Regions from separate parts of the Homo sapiens genome. Here region 1 is linked to region 2. The links are chromatin loops, found by intact Hi-C in ENCODE. Cell type or tissue: A673. All regions are shown on one strand. Each heading gives the region's core, and the rest is flanking DNA. Links, peaks and the distances in the headings are about the cores only. Region 1 overlaps PAX3 (paired box 3). Region 2 overlaps PAX3 (paired box 3).

Evidence for each region. A loop is a pair of places that touch in the nucleus more often than their neighbours do. Peaks named below come from ENCODE experiments on the same cell type or tissue, not always from the same donor. Only the 100,000 strongest peaks of a DNase experiment are listed, where the experiment ranks them.
Region 1: it touches region 2 in a loop (2.9-fold over the local background); 1 of 110 quality-filtered maps calls a loop at or near these places.

Annotation. Positions count from the first base shown.
Region 1 is chr2:222,286,752-222,293,502 of GRCh38, reverse strand. All of the region lies in intron 4 of PAX3 (paired box 3), which reads left to right. Among named protein-coding and RNA genes, the nearest start is that of CCDC140, 8.0 kb to the left of the region's middle. RefSeq lists enhancers at 1,818-2,731, 2,732-3,645. In A673, for the core only: a CTCF peak has its summit at 2,062; DNase peaks (open chromatin) are centred at 2,122, 2,432 and 2,722; H3K4me3 peaks cover 1,622 bases; H3K27ac peaks cover 2,290 bases.
Region 2 is chr2:222,203,284-222,210,034 of GRCh38, reverse strand. The region is part of intron 7 of PAX3 (paired box 3); the gene reads left to right. Among named protein-coding and RNA genes, the nearest start is that of CCDC140, 91 kb to the left of the region's middle. RefSeq lists an enhancer at 1,136-1,758. In A673, for the core only: no CTCF peak of the experiment used is centred there; a DNase peak (open chromatin) is centred at 4,744; H3K27ac peaks cover 2,098 bases.

The DNA.
Region 1 (6,751 bases), core at 1,085-3,584, 86 kb before region 2:
TGTCTTCTAGGGGTACAGATCCCCATTCCTTTTCGGCTGTGCACTGTCGGCACTAAGAAAAAAAATCTCCCCCATGGGAGACAGAAGTGCAGCTTGCTTCCCCTTCACCTGCCGCAAGCCATCCTCAAACTTTAAGGGTACAAACGCAAAAAGAAAGAAAGAAAGGAAAAGAAATGCTGAACCAGGAAAGGATCATTGCAGCAGGAGACGGCAGGGGGGAGGGGAGGATTGTGTCTCAGTGGCTTTGGCCTTGGGGGTGGTTGCCCCTCTTCAAATGCACAAATGGTCAAGAGTGGCCAGGGGTCCCACTCATGCCTGAAGTTTCCTCACCTGGGACTTGGAGTTCATTGGGCAAAGTTAGTTTTGGAGTTGCCAGAGGGACAGGCGGCTTTCCAGGTGGGCTCACAGCCGTTGCCGACTGTGACTAGCTGGGTCCGAGCCCTTACCAGAGTGGCATCCAAGTGGGACTTCTTTTATCTTCATTGCCCAACTCTGTGGCAGCCAGTGGCTCTCCTGAGCAGCTGCTTTACAAAGCAATGCAAAATCTGCACACAACCTGGAAGGAACATTTAGATTTGGAAGTTACAGATCCAAATGGCTGATTTGAGGGAAAAACAAGTGTAGATACTCTGATGCACACAAGAAATCAAAGACATGTCAAACCACAGCAGGTTGGGCAGGGAGATGCTTCCTTTGCTTTATGACAGAGGCCTCCTATGGACTCAGCCTAAATCCTCTTTTTGGAGAGGTGCATTTTTCTGCCTTGGTCTCTGAGAAGACACCTTGGCTTTTATCCCAGGCCTAGCTGCAGAATAGAGGTGCTGAGAAGGGAGGAAGGCAGGGAGTCAGACAACCCCAAACCAAATGTGCTCCTGTGGGCAGTGGGGAGAAGAGCCCAGAGCAGTCACAGAGGCTGGGGACTCACGGCTTTGCTACTTGTTGCTGGAGGCTCCGGCGCTGGCAGACTGGCTGCTCTCTCGCAGTACAGGCGACTGAGGCCCAGGAGACAAAACGTCCCAAATGAGCTGGTCAAACATTTGTACAACTTTTCCAGCTTTTACAAAGAAGTCCTTCTCTACACAATCTACACTTGGAGATGAACTTGGGAGACAAAGCCTGGAGAGTCCATTGAAACTCACACTTTAGCTCAGCCCAGACAAAGCTCCAGCTCGGAGCAGCTTGATGTGAACAAAGGAAGGCAACCTTTTTATAATTCAAGGAGAAAAGAAGAGAAAACAGCACCACAAAAGGCTGAGAATAGACATTATGGGCTTGCAATGAGGGATGAATTATTCAATGAGCCCCAATAGCTGCTGCGCCGGGAAGTTTTATGGACTCTTCAGCGTGGAAAAAGTGGCCATTTCACCTACAAAATGTTTCTAGTCTTTTGGGCTGTCTAGCTGGGCCGGCTGCTATTCAAGGGCAATTGCTACATTTTTAAAATCAGAGTATTCTCCCCAGTGGGGGCTGTGCTGTTGGAAACACACACACACACACACACACACACACACACACACACACACACACACACACCTTGGAGGCTGAAGCCTGATTTAATTTGGGGTTGTCAAGGAAGATGCAGTGTCTGTCTCTTCAGCATCTCTAGCTCCTTTTTAGATGAGCCTCGGAGGACAAGAGGGGCCCAGAGAAAGGACAGAGTGAGGTGCAGTTTGAAGTCTAGAAACTTCAAAAACTCCTTTCTGTTGTTCGGGCATCAAAAATCCCAGGCTGCCCGCTTGTAAAATAGAATGAATGTTGATAAAGCGTTCTTAGCGCCCTGGCAGAGGGGGAGAAGAAAGCTGAGGGAGGAGGAACTTTGGGGTCCCCTGACCAGTGTGGTGTATTCTTGCCCTTTTCCAGTTAGTGGGTCTGGTGGGTGCTGCTGAGCCTGGCTTTTCAGGGGAATCTTTGGCCTGAGGTCTGCTTGGCAGACACTAGGACAAAAGGGTTGAGCCACTTTGAATGAGGTCAGAATCACCTCATTCTTCTCTCCAGTGGCTTTCTCCCAGATGGTCCTCTTAACTTTCCCAACTTTCCCTTTTCCCTCGCTCAATTCAAGAGCTGAGCCGCTAGCGGTGCTGGTGCGCTCAGGCCCGCGCTCCCTAACGGGCGCGCGCTAAGCATGATGCACCCTTGCTGGATACATCCCTCCAGCTCCATAGCCCAGGAGAAAGGAGAGGGCTGGGCGGTTCACTAACACGAACCCCGCCCGCTATCCCCAATCCCCCTAGCCCCTGGCCCGCGCTGAGACTGGAGCAGAGGCAGCCGGGGGAGCCAAGTCCTGGCCGAGGCATCCGGGGCTGTGGGCACCGCCCTGCGCAGCGGCCGCTCAATGGGCGCCTCTGTTCCTCCCCCGGCTCGGCCTAGCGGGCCCGCGGGCGCCGCCACAATGGGCTGGGCCCCCACTCCTGTGCTCTGCGCCAAAGCGCCGCGCCGCTCCGCCCCCTCCCCTACTCTCTGGCCGGCTCGAAGCTTAGCTCGCCGGGCTGCAGCCGACTCAATTGCCTCCTTTATGTCCTTCTCACTTTCATCTAGACACAGCCCGCCTCCCCCCTTCTTCTCCTCTTTTTTTTTTTCCTCCCTTGCCTGAGGCTCACATTAGTGAAATTTCTGCAACCTCCCCCCATTTTTTTCTTATTTTAAAGAAAGCCCTTAACACAAAAGCGGTGACTAATCAATAGAAACTGCCCCTTCATCATCTCCTCCTCCTCCTCCACCCCTCCTTCTCCCCCTCCAGCAGGGTGACGCTTTTCCTGTTTGTGAGTTTTGGGAAACATTTTTGCTTTGTGCAGTAATGGAATTAGAGGACAGTTGAGGACTGTAAATGGACACGCGACTGCAAGACTCTCGCTTAAATATTTAGATGCAAAGTTACAATTACTGACTTGTTGTAGCAGCTTTGAAGTGGCAGCTCCGGAGCGCAGGGGGAGAGAGGCCAGATTGCCAAATTGATGTTTTGATTGGGGACTGGCGATACACTCTCATAAGACTTTCCTCCCTTTTAAAATCACAAGTGAGCGTGGGAGGTTTGCAACAATTTAAAAGATCCCACTAAGAGATCTCAAGCATAGGTCTGTTGGGGGCTTATATTCCTTTCCTATCTGTTCCCTCTTATTTGACGTTTACAAAAAAGAGTGCTTTCTTAAAAAATTGGAGAAAGTAAAAGTGACGAAAGCTTTGCTCAAGTTTCCATTTTATTTGTAAGCTTGTCAGCTTTTGTAAAGTTAACGAGGACGACTTCAGCTTTTTGGGGGGGAGGTAGGAGAAGATTAATCAGTTTAAAACGCAGAAAAGCATTAAAGGTATTTGGAGTATTTTATTTCCAGTGAAATCATGAAAAGAGCACTCTTATCATTAAGGGACTGCTGAAATCAAGGAAAACGAAGGGCCGTTTCTTTCCCGGTTAGTGAGCAGGAAGGGCCATTTTGGTCCAAGGTTGGGAGGAGGGGAAGGCGGGGGACGAACTTTCCCATAGATTAAAATCATTGGGTATAAGATCATAGGTTTATGGCATCGGATCCTTTATTCAAGTGGACAGACCAGCCCACTTTCCAAGTCCATTTGTTAGGATCACGAATTTGACTTCAATGTCGTTTCGATTCTATAGAGAAAACTTCATATTTTCTGAAGTCCTTGCAAAACTCAGCAAAGAAATATCATCCATTTAAAAAATATTGGAAGTATCAGAACTTGAATTCTATTAGAACACCACGCCGTGTTCTATTTATTAATGTCGCGGTAACAATTTTCCTGCTGGAACGATTTGAAAGGAAACACCAGAGTTCAGCTCCTAGCTTTTTCTTTTTCGCTTGTTTGGTTTGGTTGACTGCTGTGTGCTTACCTTCTAGAGCTTTATTGAAAACATGCAGATTTTCTAATTAATGCTTGAAATCGTATGTTTATTTTGGGGTTTGATTTGATTGTTGATAGCACCGGAACCAGGACGTAGGGGCTTCTACTGAGTAATAATTACTGAAGGGTCATTTAAAAGTCCCCAGGGCTGAGCAATAAAACCCACCCGGGCGGTGAGGCGGAACCAGTCAGCGCGCGGCGGTTCAGGCGAGTGGAATATGCAGAAATCGATCACGTGAATAGGAGTGTGGCCGCTAAATCCGAATGGCTTCAGCATCCATGAATGCATATATTTTGAGAACAACAACAAAAAATTCTTCCTATGAGACTAAATGTTTAAGTTGTACATAAGTAGATGGCCAATGAAAATGAAAAGCTGCAACAGTAACAACAAACAAACGGTGAGAAATGAGAGTTTGGCTTGGGCTGGAACAGAAAATGTTTTACGTTCGATTGGATTCTGTATGACAGGTAACTTATCTATGAGGGTAAATAAAGATTAAAGAACCATTTAGAATGTACATATATAACTAACAAGACACTAAAAGGCAATTAAGCAGTCAGTTTAATGTCTTATCTCACTGGCTGCTCTGGGGTTGTTTTACAAGTAGGAATTAAAATCTGAAAAGGAAGTTTTCAGCAGCTCTGGCCAAATATTGATTAAGTAGCTGTTTGTTGATACCATTGTTACACATTAAAAGGCCGGGAGCGCGGCCCCTCAGTGGTCATCTTCCATTGTGAGGGGTTCTTAACCATAGAGATCAAAGCGGGATCATTTCAATTTATCTGTCCTGGAAAATCCTTCTTTTCCTCTGAAATCTCTAAGGAGGAATTGACCAAATTCTCTTTAAGAAATAGGAACTGAAACCAGTTACATGTTGTAGGTTTGTAGAGAAGACTCATGGGGTGTTTTTAATTATCCTATCGTGATTTCTTACTTAGAACTGAGGCTATGATGGTGAATTTATCATCAAATAGATTCTCATTTTGGGGGGGTGTGGCAGAAAGCATGGCAGCTACTATCTGCCTGTTGCTAAGTTTCTAAATACAAAAGTTTCCCTAAAATTGTCTTCCAAGCTGGAATTATTTAATGAAAACATAGCAGATTTTTATGTAAAAGTAGGTAGGGAATAATTAAATACACAGGAATCTGAGTGTTATATTGACTACATCTCTCTACACGTGTTTCCATAATTTCTGTGTTTATAGATGGTTAGATGACTCTCATGTATATTTCCAATCCTCTATAATTTAGGAATAGATATGTGTTTATGTGTATGTATGTGCATTGTTAGAGTTTATTTATTACACTAAGAATTATGCTGGCACTAAACTATATTTAGTTGCACAAAATGAAGATATGTTTGTCCTATGGATTGCACTTTCTAAAGTCATCAGAAACTGAGGTAACAGCACAGCCTCCCAGTTGTTGAATGCCAGGAGAAATATTTCCTTGAATCATTTTATGACTCTTTTAAACTGTTGATTTTGAGATGAACTATCCGACTTTTGTTTGTTTGTTTAAGAACACAATATATTTGCATAGGTTTTTCTTTTATTATGAAAGCAAAAATCCTGCAAACGAATCTTTTGGAAATACTATCTCTGTGCTTAATTTGCAAATTCCAACAAATAGCACTAACTGAGGTTGTAAAATTCATGCCAGATTTAGGCTTTGGATATGTAACTGTGCATCATGGATCTGCCTGTGTGTGGGGTTTTCGAATCTCTTTCTTTGTGCTCATTTCAGTACTAAAAAGTTGTGCATGAGGCTTTATTGTTTTATTTTTTACTCTTGTTCACTCTTGAGCAAGATGAATCTTGACATACAGAGCAGAATTTTGGTGGGTATTATCTAATATTTTCTATTATAATCCTCCTATTAATTAATAATCCATCTGTGCTCAAATGCTCTCTGATGTAAAATATTTACTACCAAACATTGCAGTGTAGAACAACTGCCTGAAATAGATTAAGCTAGAAGTTACAGTTAGCTCAGATTTGTTATGGTTCCCATGTCCTGGGTCTAGATATAGCATTAGATAGTTCTTTGTCATATATTTCAAATGTATATTTTGTATACATACAGAGTTCAAGTAACTTTTCTTCCTTGGATATTAGGCCGTGTATTCACACACTGCCCCAGGGACAGCATCTTCCAGCTCCAAGTTGGGCCTGATCTTAGTACCAACTCAAAATTGCTGACCCAAGAACCGGCTGCCTTTAGTTGGGGAATTGTGAAAAGGAATTTCAGACATTTCTGAAGAAAATTCAGGTATTGTCATCTTTCTGGAAGATAAACACCAAAGCAGCAATAGGTATTATAATTCTATAATAGGTGAATAAAAGGTGTTATAAATTCTTACCTTCAATACCTATTTTCTTTCTTTCCTTCCTAATAAAGGTTATTGAAAAGACTAATCCCCTAATGGCCATCCTCTGCCCTGTTGGGAAAGATAGTTTTGTCCCATTCACACCAGTCTTCGGTAGAGCAAGACACAACTCAGCTTTTAGCTCTACCCTACAGTGTTGGGAAATACTGAGCTCCAATAGCATTGTGAGCTTTTACTGGAAGCAGAACACCTCTCCTTTAGGAAGGCTTTCTTCAAATTATCTAAGCTGAGATCATGCTCCAAAATGAAGAGAATATGTATATTTCCAAGTTTTAGTTGGAATATGCACAGTTATCAAAATGCCTGTTTAACATCATAAAACATCAATTCACGAGAGAAGAATTAGAAAGTTCACCATTGTCAAAGGGAGATATGAAAATCATGAAATATAGTTATTGAAGACTGTTGAGGAATAATAGGTGTTATAAATTCTTATCTTCTTCTTTTCCTTCTTTCCTTCCTGACAAATCTTTTTAAAAACCACCAACAGGTAATTTCTGTTGTTG
Region 2 (6,751 bases), core at 3,509-6,008:
GTATGGGAGAGAATTAAGGTAAATACGATTTTAGCTTAATGGTGTAGTAGTTTCTAGCTTTTGGGAGACTGTGTTCTCAGATGTTGTCTCACATTTGTAGAGTTGGTAGAAATTCCATTAATTTGATTAAATTTAATTTTTTTTGAGACAGAGAGTCACTCTGCCACCCAGGCTGGAGTACAGCGGTGCAATCATGGCTCATTGCAGCCTTGACTTCCTGGGCTCAGGTGATTCTCTTACCTTAGCCCCCCAGTAGCTGGGACTAAAGGTGCATGCCACCATGCCCAGCTAATTTTTTTTTTTTTTTTTTTTTTTTTTTTTTTTTTTTTTTTTTTTTTGTAGAGACAGAGTTTTGCTGTATTGACTAGGTTAGTCTTGAACTCCTGGGCTCAAGCCATTCTCTGGCCTCAGCCTCCCAAAGTGCTGAGATTACAGGCATGAGCCACCGCATCTGGCCAAATTCCATGAATTTTAAATGAATGCTTATTCTGCCTTACCACAGAGCCTATGAAACAGACCAGCAAGTGTTTTCTAAAGAGTATGTTCATTCTTAGACTTTTGCAAGCCTGTTCTCCATTTCCCCATGATTACCAGAAATACCTTTCCTGACATTTACTCATCAGTATCACAGGTAAATCAGTATCACCAGGTCTTTTCAGTTGGTTCTTTTCTTTATCTTAAGGATGTACCTTCCTTCACAAGAAAAGGGCAAGGAAGCGTCTTTTCTGTAGTCTTCAGACATTTCATAGATGCAATCTTATGCTATTGACTTTAGGCAGCCACAGAAATATTTGCTTACATCATACATAGTGTGAAAGAAAGAAGAAATTTCCTTGTTGAGCTGGACAACCATTTTCTTCCTTTAGCAGATCAGAATGTCTTCCCTACATGTTGTTAGAGTGGTAGGTAGAGGGAAAACTTTTAGGGAAATGGGAATATAGTATATATAGACCAACATTCCTCTGCTTGGGAGAGGCAGAGTTGAAGCTCTTTTCACTAAAAGGCAGTATTTCTAGTTTATTATAAGTGATTTGTGAGTCTCAAATGGGACTGTGAAGTTAAAGGTCACTAAGATTTGCATTTATGAATGGTTATTAGGGTGAATCAGCCTTGCATTTCCTTACATGGAAGTTCGGTTTACAGGCAATTAGAGAGAAAATTTTGAATGCCATATCACTGAAGTATTGTGAGATGCCCAAACATAGAGCTTTTCTCTTTCTATATTTAGAATCCCAAGTCTCAAAGGGTCAAGTAATATTTAGCAAAAGTATCCTAGAGTAGTCATGAAATGAAACCAAGATACACGTTTGATTTTCCACAGTCATGTTCTCAGACTGGATTTTGAAACAGTGATAGGTTTGAGCACACGCGCTTTAGAGGGCTACAGTGGTTGTGAGAAATTTCCTGAAATGAGAAGAGTTAACAGCAGGTAATGTCATTCCTCCCAGAAAGAGTTTGAGGCTCTGTGTGTTAAGTGATGAATGAGGGTATCTGACCCACATCTGTTTTACATTAGAATGGAACATTGCCCTGACATCCTCAGGAGCATTTGTCAAGATTCCCTGGACAGAGCTTCTGTAAATTACATGCTGCAAATGTGTCAGGGTCAGATAAGAGGATATCATTAACTCCCCCAAGTTTACTCAGGACTCTGTCAGTCCCTCTTAATATGCTAAGGGCCAACAATTTTCCTGAGCTGTTTTGTTATATTTTTCATTCATAGAAAAAAAAAATATTTGCTATAGTCCCCCAATATTGCACATGTTCTTTTCCCATAAATCATATTAATTGTAGACATGGTCACAAAGCATATTAAATGCAGGCATGCGTAAATGAATTAAAACATATGAGAATTTTATTATGCCCATGGTGGGTCTAACATAGTCAAATACCAGTGGTATTAACTGGCATGCTTTTTCATTTAGGTGGAATGAACTTTTTCTTAATGGGCTTTACTGATAATAGATGGACGTGATATGGTCATTCATCACTGGCTAGAAGTAAACTAGAAGTTATATATATATATATATACACACACATATATGTATATATATACATATACATATATACACACTTTAGAGGGAAGGCTAGAAGCCTGAAAAACCCTTTATATCATACAAAATCATAATTCACAATGGTTTTTTAAAAAAACAACTAAATGTGCATATTAAATGTTAAATTAGAAGAACATCTGCCTAGTTAAGAACAAGTATCTATGGTTATGCAACTCATTTCTGCGCTAATTCTCTGTCTAGATTTATATTTTAGTCATCAGTCCGTAAAGAATATTGCTATGAAACTTAACACTTAGCTCTATTGAGCAATAGGTATTCAAAATAATTGATAAAAATAAGCTATCTCTGTGATTGGTCACAGGGCTGGAGATGAAACATACATAATCCCTTAGAGTTTAACTGAGACAATACTTACTGTACTCTTTACAATGAAAACATGGAAATGTATGCTGCATATGAAGCACACTTGTCTGGCACTCATACTTTTTCATCATGCATTAAGCACAGCTACTTGTAAAATGTAGGCTAAGGATTAAAATAAAACATGCACAGGTTTTCTATCTGGTTAGGTAAAGGTCAGTCTTGGCCTTTCCCTAACTCTCAGGATGGGTGAGAAGGTCACCACACATACCTTAAGAGAAACTTCTGCCTTCAGGCAACTTCCCTCTTACAGCTTTCAAACAGACAGGACCCAAAATCTAATTATTTAGATGCTAATCAACTGCAGGATAATTCCTAAGGCATTTGAATCTGAGGACATTTTCAGGAAAGTCTCTGCTCCTTAAATTTAGGTTTTTAACCTCAAAGATACAGTTACTGAAATTTAACCATTAGATGACTCCAGTAACACCCACATTGGCAAAAAACATTTGGATAAACATTTGAACATTTTTGATTGGTTCCGAAAATATATTATATCTAAATAAAAAAATATAGTCAGTAGATTTTTGGAGGAAAGGATGGAAGAATAAAAAAACTCTTTATGTCATACAAAGCTGTAATTCACATTTCTTTTTTAAAAAGAACAAACTAAATGTGTATGTTAAATGTTAAATCAGAACACCTGACTACTTAAGAACAAGAAAGAAAATAAAGACGTGAACCAAGAATTCCTACTAAAGAAAAAAGAAGCGCCTGGATGTGCACCATAATTTACTGAATCATTTTAGATTTCTGATAAGCTTCAGGCACTTTCAACTGATGGGAAAACCATAATGCTTGTGCCAAGACAAATATTTTCCAGACATATCATTTTAAAGGTAAATCTTAATTTGGCCCATAGTTTTTATCTTTTTTATTTAATCTTGCAATAGGAAAATTAATTCAAGAGAAATATGGCATGGAGCAATTGTAAGACTTAGTTTTTCCTGAACCATATAATCTTCCAATCAAGATATAAACAACCTATTTGGAATTCTGAAACTTGAGAATGAGTTTAAAGAGATCTTCAGAAAATGTCTCTCTAATAATGCAAAAGATGGAGGAGCTGCTAGGAGAAACGTGGACATAAATTCGGAAGCTTTGAATTTGTTTTTAAAGGCTGTTCAAAGAACAATTTAGAAACAGTATGTGGAACACATTTCGGAGGTAACAATTTAGAAATCTGCTCAACAGATTTTTTTTTTTTAGATGGTTCACAACTAAAAGTAAAAAGAAAGAGTTCTCCTTGCTTCCTTTTCTAATGAGACAGAGCAGAGATCTTTATTAAAGAAAAACTCTTTCTGGTCATTGCATCTCCTGGATTTACCTGGCATTTAATGAGTGTGATCAGTGTTCAGGAGACAGAACTGGGTAGCCTTGAATTTGTTTCTTTTTCTTTGAAATTGTTTGTCAAAACTAGGCAATCAAGCTTCTCTCATACCCCAAATTAAAAAAAAAAAATTGGTACAAAATGCCAGCCCTGTAGTAGAAATATCTTACTAATGGTGTAAGGGGAGGGCAAAAAAATCCACTTTACAACAAATGAAGATTTGATTTTAGGCTTTGAATTACAAATTTGAAGGAATTTGTAGGAAAAGCGTGCATAAAAGAAATTCTGACATTATTCTTAAAAAGAAAATGTGACTGGAAGACATTCCATAACCATATTGGATAAGTTCAAAGAAGTTCATTTACCAACTTCTTTGTGCACAGAAAGAAATTTCCATAGCTTCCCTTGAACCACATGAAACGCAAAATAGCTTTTAAAGAAACATACATGAAAGTGTAATGGAACCCTTCTACAGAGATTTGAGGTTTTAAATTATGTGAGGGGAGAGTAATGCATTTTCTATTGATGTCCTCACTCCCCCCACCAACACACATTTTTAAAAACTGTAAAACAGTAGGTTTTTAAAATGGTGTATATTTCTCAAGTTTTCTCAGTGTGAAATATTGAAATAAATCACATTATAATTATTTATTAATCGCAGTTTCAGGCCAAATGTAGGAAAATGTTAGTGCTGTATTCCCCATCCTTTTAAGATTCTTGAGATTACGATTATAATATGTGACCATCACAGTGGAAATAAGAACTTGTGAATGTCTGTCTTGGGGGCTCTATCAGGGAAGTCAGAGGAACAAAAGATAACTGGTCTCTGGTCCCCTCTATGCTCTCACATCAGCCCCTGCAAGTATTGGGCTGCTGTGCTGAGTGCTGTGGCTAAAGGAGATGCCCTCACTAGCTTTCTGTGTGTGACAATAGTGACACACAGGAAGACCCTGCAGGTGTCCTTCCTATTTGGTCATGTTTTGGGAAGTCTTAAAGCTACTCAGCCCTGGAACCTTTGAGGAACTATCTTTCTATTGCCCTAATACGGCTCTGCAAACAGGGTATCTTCTCCACCCTTCAATAGATATACTTCAAGGTCTTAAGAGTTAAATCCTTTCCTAATGAATTTTCTAACGCAGCGACTGCCAAAAGTTGCTTCATGAACAACATCATAAGCTGATTTTTGCTTATAGGAAGGACATGTTTCTTCTCTTCTAGGTCCTTCTTGAGTTCCCCCATCCCCTATAATTAGTTATTGCTGCCTTCAAAGTTATGCAAACAAAAAATGTATGGCAGGGGATTTTTTTAAAAAGTTTATCACAAAAATGTACATATAGCTCATGGGAAAGTGTGCATGTTTTGAATAAAATTCTGCTCTGAGCTCATCAAGTATAACTGTACATACAGCATTCCATTTCTCCCTTAAAGTGACATACCATTGACTGAATTTCAAGTAAGTATCTTCATGAAGGACAATATTAATTTAGAGTTTATTTTCCTTTTATTTAGTGCCACTGGATATCTTTCCTCTCTGGACTGATATAGTTACAAAATTGCTTTTTCTAAGATTTCGAATTTTGCTTAACACAACTTATTCATGGTAAAATATTTGCCCTGTGCGATTATTCCCTTTTATTAAAAAAATCACATTTTAAAGTGTTTTTATGTTCATGTCCAATCTCACCCATCAGGATCACACACGAAAATGTACTCCTGATTTGAAAGGAGTGTGTTTGGCACCAAACAACCTCTAACTTAAAGACTCTTTTCTTCTAAAAGAAATGTCTAATTTGGGCTGAAATTTCATAAATAATAAACTAGTGTATCAATTGAAGTTCATGAATTTTCCAAGTATACACTTATATAGAAATCATCTATATAAGCTCAAATAAAGGCAAAAAGAACCCATATAGATGGAAAACATATCCAGGAACTAATTTAAATGCATTCTTAGTTATGTTCAAGTTCTTTTAAGTAGTGAAATGAAGAAATTGCTATAAACAATGCTGGGTAGGGCCCTAAAAGAACCCACATTCTAGTGATTTTCCATCTTCCTGGAATTGTCAATCCTATTGATGCTTACTTTATTTTGTGACTTTCACTTTCTCCAAATCCCCAATAAAACAAAATTGGGCTCTGCCACAAATGATGTTTTGTGTGTTTTTTTTAAAAATATAACTAATTTTTAAAAATTGTAAAAAAGGATGTTTTACCACATATCTCAAAAAATCTTAGATTCCTGGGATGTCTTTCAAAATGTGGGCTTTGCTGTGTTGCTTTGCCCACACCAGCCCACCTTCCCATGTGTGTGCATAGACAATAACTCAAATGAAAGAGAGACAACAAAATGAAAAACAGGATTTCTGGGGAAGGCAGGGACATCCGTTCAAATTTTCTGTTAAAATGGAGGAAGAGTGGATAATTGATAATCCACAGAAGGTGGATCTCTTTTTCTCTGTCTTTTGGGGTCAGCTGAAGATGGATCAGCTCAGAGCTTTAGTTCAAGAAGATTTTACTTAATCATAAGGATTATGCAAACCCTTCCCAAAGGGAATTATGGGATCCTTGTTTTTGGAATCTGAGTTGAGATGCTTTCTGGGAAGCAAAACTAGACCCGCCCCCCGCCTCACCTGCCTCTCAGATTCCTGCCTTACTGGAACTCCTAGATCCGAGGTTCTATTGCCTGAATTATGAGAGTTATTCTGCAGTTAGCATGAGGGCTTATAGTCAGGGCTTGGTTGTCATTTCTGCCCTCTCCTCTTTCTCTTATTTGCACACTTTAATCTCTGTAGGCTTCACACTTCCTAAAATAAGACAGGACTGTTATGGAAATGTTGTGGAATTGTTGGATACTGCATTTAAATACTTTGTAAGTAGATGTGTCTTCGGGGGGGCTCTTGACCTGGCGTTAGATTTCTTTTGCAATTGCTTTTGAACCCTGCCACAGAAGGGTACATAGTTTAGAAAAATCGCTTCCTCTCTCGTG